3 separate regions of the Mus musculus genome follow, and regions 2 and 3 are each linked to region 1. A link is a loop called in an ENCODE intact Hi-C map of the cell type or tissue named here. Cell type or tissue: left cerebral cortex. All regions are shown on one strand.

What was found. A loop is a pair of places that touch in the nucleus more often than their neighbours do. Peaks named below come from ENCODE experiments on the same cell type or tissue, not always from the same donor. Only the 100,000 strongest peaks of a DNase experiment are listed, where the experiment ranks them.
Region 2: it touches region 1 in a loop (4-fold over the local background); 12 of 42 quality-filtered maps call a loop at or near these places.
Region 3: a loop joins it to region 1, with 3 times the contacts of the local background. A loop is called at or near these places in 21 of 42 quality-filtered maps.

Annotation. Positions count from the first base shown.
Region 1 is chr8:105,222,815-105,225,314 of GRCm38, forward strand. D230025D16Rik (RIKEN cDNA D230025D16 gene) reads left to right here and starts at 2,373. Exons shown (of 16, transcript NM_145604.3): 1 at 2,373-2,500. In left cerebral cortex, no CTCF peak of the experiment used is centred here; DNase peaks (open chromatin) are centred at 1,274 and 2,325; H3K4me3 peaks cover 895 bases; H3K27ac peaks cover 981 bases.
Region 2 is chr8:104,653,884-104,656,383 of GRCm38, forward strand. All of the region lies in intron 1 of 1700082M22Rik (a long non-coding RNA gene), which reads left to right. Among named protein-coding and RNA genes, the nearest start is that of 1700082M22Rik, 13 kb to the left of the region's middle. In left cerebral cortex, a CTCF peak has its summit at 1,279 (motif pointing right); a DNase peak (open chromatin) is centred at 1,275.
Region 3 is chr8:105,137,206-105,139,705 of GRCm38, forward strand. Ces4a (carboxylesterase 4A) reads left to right here. Exons shown (of 14, transcript NM_146213.2): 2 at 767-968. Among named protein-coding and RNA genes, the nearest start is that of Ces4a, 6.7 kb to the left of the region's middle. In left cerebral cortex, a CTCF peak has its summit at 1,365 (motif pointing right); a DNase peak (open chromatin) is centred at 1,372.

The sequences.
Region 1 (2,500 bases):
AAGGCATCCTCTGGAATTAAGCTTCTTCGCTAATATTCATTGAGTGGTTTGTTTGTTTGTTTGTTTGTTTGTTTGTTTGTTTGTTCATGACTTTGTTTTTGTTTTGAGACAGGATCTCTAGGTAGCCTTGGATCTCCTGAAACTCACTATGTAGATCAGGCTAGCCTGGAATTTGCTTCTGTTGCTTCTGCCAATAGCTTTTCGGCTATTCAAAGCTTCTTATTTTGTTTTGTTTGTTTGTTTTGTTTTTGTTTATGGAGACAGGGTTTCTCTGTATAACCTGGCTTTCCTGGAACTCACTTTGTAGACCAGACAGGCCTCAAACTCAGAAATCTGCCTGCCTCTTCCTCCCGAGTGCTGGGATTAAAGGAGTGCACCGCCATACCCAGCTCAAAGCTTCTTTTACTTAGGACAAAATTTGAATGGGTCACATTTAAATAAGCAAAGATAACATCCTGAATTCACAGAAATCACTACACACTACACCAACTGGGAGTCTCCTAGGAGTTGCTTCAATATTATTCCCAGTTTTGTGGCTTATCCAAACTTTAAAAATCGTTTTTCTTCCTATTTAGAAGCCTGGGACTTTGTCTTTCTTTTCCTGAGATTCCGCTCAGCCTACCGCATCCCTATTCAGAACCCAGACCCTTTCCCCTCCTCATAAATAAAAGCTAGTGTTTGGTGCTTGCTTGCTTGGTTATTGTTAGCATATAACTATTCCTACTCTGCTTTGCATTAGAATTCAATTTAGAAAGTTGGTGGGGGAAGGGTCCACCTTCTTTTGTTTTGTTTTGAGCCAGCGTCTACTTTATCTCAAGTTGGCCTTGAACTCATTTTGTAGCCCAGCATGGCCTTGAACGTTTTTTTTTTTAAGTTATGCTTGTTTTTATGTGTATGGGTACACCACAGCTGTCTTCAGACACCCCAGAAGAGGGCATCAGATCCCATTACAGATGGTTGTGAGCCACCATGTCGTTGCTGGGAATTGAACTCAGGACCTCTGGAAGAGCACTGACTTCTCTAAACAGCTGAGCCATCTCTCCAGCCCGACCTTGAACTTCTTTTTTTGTTTGTTTGTTTTTTGTTTTTTGTTTTTCGAGACAGGGTTTCTCTGTATAGCCCTGGCTGTCCTGAGCTCACTTTGTAGACCAGGCTGGCCTAACCTTGAACTTCTTTACTGCCTCACTCCCAACTGCTGGGATTCCAAGCAGGCACAAATCAGCACACCCAGCCTCTAAACATAGCTAGCTACACACGTCAGCGTTTCTGCAGCCACTTTCCCACTGGACAGACAGCCCAGTGACCCAGTTGTTTTGGCGTGCAGCAATGCTTCTCAAAGACGTTCTACTATTTTTATTTTATTTTGTTTAATCCCATAGCACTGACTTGAAATTTTGTGACGTATCCACTGTTAGGCTTCTTTATAGCCAGTTTGAGTATTTAGTCTGTCACTTAGTTCCCTGCTAAATACTACCCTTAGGAAACATAATGGGAATCGAGCTTTGCTGCCTAGGATCAAGGAAGCTTGGGTAAAGTCTTTACCCTCCTTGTGCCTCATTTATTCGTCTATAAAATGAGACTGAGGGTGTGAGGTCTTGTCATCAAAAGAGGCCTCAGCTGCCTTTTAATTTTAGGGTGCCCTAGAGCAAGCAAGCCGAAAATTCTGGCTGAATAACTAGAGGAGCCCCTCTTCTACTCACTGGAAACGGAGGCACAGAACACTTAAGAGCTTTAGTCACTACCATAAAGCATTGGCAAGCAGCAATGGTGACTCCAGGCGGAGCTGCAGGAGGCAGCCTCTGTGCTTAGAAAGTATTCCCTAGGTTGAGCATTTCTGGAAATGAGACCTGGCCCGGAACTCTTCAGCCTTCTAACTCAAATCCTCTCGCTCTAACCCTTGCCAACGGACTCATACATCCTCGACTCTGAGGTGGACCCTGCTCAGAGACCACTGGGTCCAAGGAGAGTAGGTTTCTGAACAATTTAGGCAGTGGCAGCCAGCGTCAGTACGTGACAAGCTTGATAATGGTCCGCGGGGCCGTGAGTCTCTGGGACTGGGTCCTTCCTGTCCGTTTTGTTCCTAGTGCAGATTAGTGGGACAAGTGTGCAGACGGAAGACTTTATTTTTGTGTGACATGTTTCCCGCCTTGTGCCTTTTCTTGCGTAGGCATATATGGTGCGCTGTGCAGTTTCAGGACCTCTGGAATGTGGCCCCTAAGTTCTAAAGCAGCTGCTCTTCCCTCCAGCTCTACCCGCGCGGGTCTGGCCTCTGATCCAGAGTTTGCGCGTGCGCGACTCCGCCTCAAGCCCCGCCTTCATGATTTAGCCCCGCCTTTGCCACGCTTTACGGCCCGGCACGCCACTTTTGCTGCAGTTGCTCTGGGCGCTGCTGTTGCTACAGCCTCTCCTGCCGGGGCTGCTGCCCGGGAGGTTGAAGGGAGGTGAAGTGTGTTGTTGTGTTCGTGCTGCCGTCGCCGCCCGGAACCGAGTGGAGAGCCGG
Region 2 (2,500 bases), 570 kb before region 1:
AGATCTTTTATTGTTGAGAATTGGTTTCCCTATCCTGGGTTTTTTGTTACTCCAGACGAATTTGAGAATTGCTCTTTCTATTTCTGTGATGAATTGAGTTGGAATTTTGATGGGGATTGCATTGAATCTGTAGATTGCTTTTGGTAAGATTTTTTACTATGTTAATCCTACCAATCCATGAACATGGCAGATCTTTCCATCTCCTGAAGTCATCTTTGATTTCTTTCTTCAGAGACTTAAAGTTCTTGCTATACAGATCTTTCACTTGTTTGGTTAGAGTCACACCAAGATATTTTATATTATTTGTGACTATTGAGAAGGGTGTTGTTTCCCTATATTCTTCTCAGTCCATTTATCCTTTGTGTAGAGGAAGGCTACTGATATGTTTGAGTTAATTTTATATCCAGCCACTTTGCTGAAGTTGTTTATCATGAGTAAGAGTTCTCTGGTAAAATTTTTGGGGTTGCTTATGTATACTATCATATCATCCACAAATAGTGATACTTTGATGTCTCAGTCTGGGTTTGTATTCCTTCACACAAAACATCATGACAAAGAAGCAAGTTGGGGAGGAAAGGGTTTATTCAGCTTACACTTACACACTGCTGTTCATCACCAATGTAAGTCAGGACACAAACTCACACAGGGCAGGAACTCTCAGGTAGGAGCTGATGCAGAGGCCATGAAGGGGGTGCTGCTTAATGGATTGCTTCCCCTGGCTTGCTCAGCTTGCTTTCTTATAGAACCCAAGACTACCAGCCCAGAGATGGCACCACCCACAATGGGCCCTTCCCCAGGGACCACTAACTGAGAAAAAGCCTTACAGCTGGATCTCATGGAGGCATTTCCTTAAAGGAGACTCCTTTCCCTGTGATGATAACTCCAGCTTGTGTCAAGTTGACACACAAAACCAGCCAGTACACTTGACTTTTTCCTTTCCAGTTTGTATCGCTTTGACTTCCTCTTGTTGTCTAATTGGTCTAGCTAGAACTTTGAGCACTATATTGAATAACTAGGGAGAAAGTGGCAGCCTTGTCTTATCCCTGATTTTAGTGGGATTGCTTCAAGTTTCTCACCATTTAATTTGATGTTGGCCGTTGGTTTGCTGTATATTGCTTTTGTTATGCTTAGGTATTTGCCTTGAATTCCTGATCTTTCCAAGACTTTTAATACAAAGGGTTTTTCATTCACGGAGTTGAAGACTAACCATAGGACATCATGAAGCAAGGATTCTTGCATTACTCACCTTGGACACTAGAGGGCAGACAAAGATAAAGTTCCACAAGGGTTTAGGTGCTAGCCAACCTTTGAGCACAGGGAGATGACGATCACCTGATGCCCCTGCTGGAGCCTGAATGCGTTGCTGGTTGCAAGCACATTTCAGCAGATGAACAGGACACTTCATCAAGAGTTTCAGCAGGCACCCTTTAGATCTCAGTAATTGGCTTATTTTTGTAGATCTTTAATGTCAAATGATAAGTATGCATTCAAATTCACCCACTTACCTTCATAGCTTAGTAGATTGGAATAAAAAATGATGCCTGAAACCACATCCACTCCAAATAGAGAGAACATTTGTTATTTTCTGCATAAAAAAAGTTGTTTCTCTGTGCTCTTTTCCATTAAGCATTGACCTGAGCCCTGTTCCCAGGCAACCAACTAACTACTTTCTGGAGCTAAAGTTTAGAAATGGAATATAGTTCAGAAACACCAGAGCTTTGACTCCTCTATCACAGAAAAGAATCACATGTGGAAGGTTCTGTCCCTGAGCACAATGCCTTTGAGATTCAAATGTCATTGCCCTTTGGTTTCGAGTGAACACACTGCCCTGTTACCCACTCATCTGTTGGTATGCATCTGAGCGACTTCTGGTTTGGGCTATTTCAGACAAGACATGGAGCTGGGAGAGGTGGTGCAGGCCTTTAATCCCAGCACTGAGGAGGCAGAGGCAGTCAGATCTGTGAGTCTGGGCTAGCCTGATCTACATAGTGAGTTCCCAGACAGCCAGGGCTATGTTAAAGAGACTCTGCCTCAAAACAAAATAAAACAAAACAAACATAAACAGGTAAACAGGATCCCTAACGGTGTAATCACATTCACTTGTTTCTTCAGGTTAACGTCCAGAGAGTAGAACTGTTAAGTCATAGGGCACACATCTTTAACTTTCAGAGAAAATGCCAGTTTGCCTCCTACCCCATGCACCACGTGATTATTTTAGCTCTCCTCTAGCCATTGTGTGTCTGTATCAGTTGTTCCAAGTCTTTGCCAAAGCTTTTGGTTATGGGTCTTAAATCTGATTATATCGAATGGGAGTGTAGTAGTTATGCCATTTCAGATGCTTCCCTGATCTACACACACACACACACACACACACACACACACACACACACACATTCTCACACACACAACATACACATTCACACACACACACACACACACACACATTCTCACACACACAACATACACATTCACACACATATACTCACACACATGTACTCAC
Region 3 (2,500 bases), 86 kb before region 1:
GAGCTGGCTCAGCAGCTAAGAGCACTGGCTGCTCTTGCAAAAAAAAAGCCAGATTCTATTCCCAGCACCAACATGGCAGCCTACGGTTGTCTGTAGTTCCAGCTCTAGAGGACCCAACACCCTATTCTGCATATGGTACACTGATGTACATACATGCAAAACACTCATAAACATAGGATTTTGTAATAGTTAAAAAATAATAATTGATCCGGGCGTGGTGGCGCACACCTTTAATCCCAGCACTTGGGAGGCAGAGGCAGGCGGATTTCTGAGTTCGAGGCCAGCCTGGTCTACAAAGTGAGTTCCAGGACAGCCAGGGCTATACAGAGAAACCCTGTCTCAGATGATAATAATAATAATAATAATAATAATAATAATAAATTTGTTGATATATGTGTGTATTTGTATATGTATATGATGTATGTATATGTTTATTTTATGTGTATTGAATGTGCATATGTGAGTGGAGGTGGGTGCATGTGCATTGTATGTGTATGTGTATATGTACCAATATAAAGCAAGCAGCAGCAGCTACCCGAGTCTGGTGGCACTCTTTTGCAATTCCAGCATTTGGGAGACTGGGTTAGAAGAATGATGAGTTCAGAACCAGCCTGAGTTATGTAGTGAGACTCTGGAGAGAGACGGGGGAAGAGCAGAAAGAGAGGAGAACGGAGGAGAGAATGGATTCCATGGCAGATGTACCAGAATCCCATCCATGGTTGAGAAGCATAAGAAGACAGAGTGACAGTCCCTCTTCTCTTCCCAGGTGCTTTGCACACCAAGGAACCTCTCCTGATCACCAAACACGGGATCCTCCAAGGAAAGCAAGTGCATGTGGGAGACACACCCATCCAAGTCTTCCTGGGGATCCCCTTCTCTAAACCTCCGGTGGGCACCCGCAGGTTTGCTCCTCCAGAGCCCCCGCTACCCTGGAACGGCATCAGAGATGCCACCACCTACCCACCTTCGTAAGTGCCAGAGGACTGTGGGCTGGTAGCTGAGCAAGCCTGAAAGGTAGAGCGGACCAGTGCCTAGAGTATCTCACTAGAAACACCCTGTGACTATAGCAAACCTGGAACCTATTCTTGGCTTCGGTTTCCAAACCTCTGCGCTGAGATTAGACCAAATGGCGTTTAATCTACGATTAATGGAATGATCGTAGTGTTCAAGTTCAAGTGAGGGAAATCTAGACAAGCGAGATGTGGTAACTGGCTATGCCACAGGACCTTCTGGGAAGCTGAATTTCCCAAATGTACCCCACCACCAGTTCTCATCCACAACCCACATCTATGGATGATGGATGAGGGACGGGCTCCAGCTTCGTAACAAACCCACATGGTACTACCAGACACTCCCTGCAGAGGGCGCTCCAAGGTGAGCACTTCAAGGGCTATTTCAGCTTTGACATTCCATTGTCTTGCTACTGCCTCCAGCCTTCACATAGCAAGACTTGAACAAGGATTGCCCTTTCCGTAGGCTTGGCAGTTCAGCCAAAACAAATATATTTACTGTTTATTCAGGCTACTGAATAATCAGCTGTCCAGAACATTGTGTGGCAATCATTAGCAATGTTCAGTATCAGTGGGTTAAAGCACAGGGTTTAGAATCTGAGTGTCAGGTGGTATTTTAAAAAGAAAAAAGTCCTATAACTTCCACTTCAATGCCTATTTTTAGGAAGAGTTCCACTTTTAGGACATGATCAACTAGAGAACAAGGGTGGTTTTGCTTTATGCCAACCATGGGTGAGGTACAGGCTCAATTTCAAGCAATATATACTGGGGCTTGAATATATAGTATATAGTATATAGTGTATAGTATATAGTATATAGTATATAGTATATAGTATATAGTATATAGTGTATAGTGTATAGTGTATAGTGTATAGTGTATAGTGTATAGTATATAGTATATAGTATATAGTATATAGTATATAGTATATAGTATATAGTATATAGTATATAGTATATAGTATATAGTATATAGTATATAGTATATAGTATATAGTATATGTTGTGTGCTATATGTTATGTGTTGTATGTTGTGTGTTATATATTTTATGTTGTGTATTATATTACACATATACATAAAATAATATATATTATATATTATATATATATAATATATATATTATACTATGAATATAATACATGTTATACACATAAACTCAAGCCCCAGGCATTCTGATCCTCCTCTAGCTATTGTTTGGAATCCCCGTCATCAGAACATGGAGTTACCATTGTTTGGAACTTGAAGATTGGGGTTTGGAAGTGAGGGTGCCCAGGTGCCCATTGTATACACTTTTGGGTGTCAGTCATTGAAACTCACTACAAACTGTCAGAACAAGGGATGTTTGTATCTTGGAGATCAAAGACAGAGCTATGGAGCCAGGCACAATGGCACATGCCTGTTATACTAGCACTTGAGAGGTAGAGGCAGAAGAGTTAAGAGTTCAAGGCCAATCCTAGATTATAGAAGACCCTGTCTAGAAATGGAGGGAGGG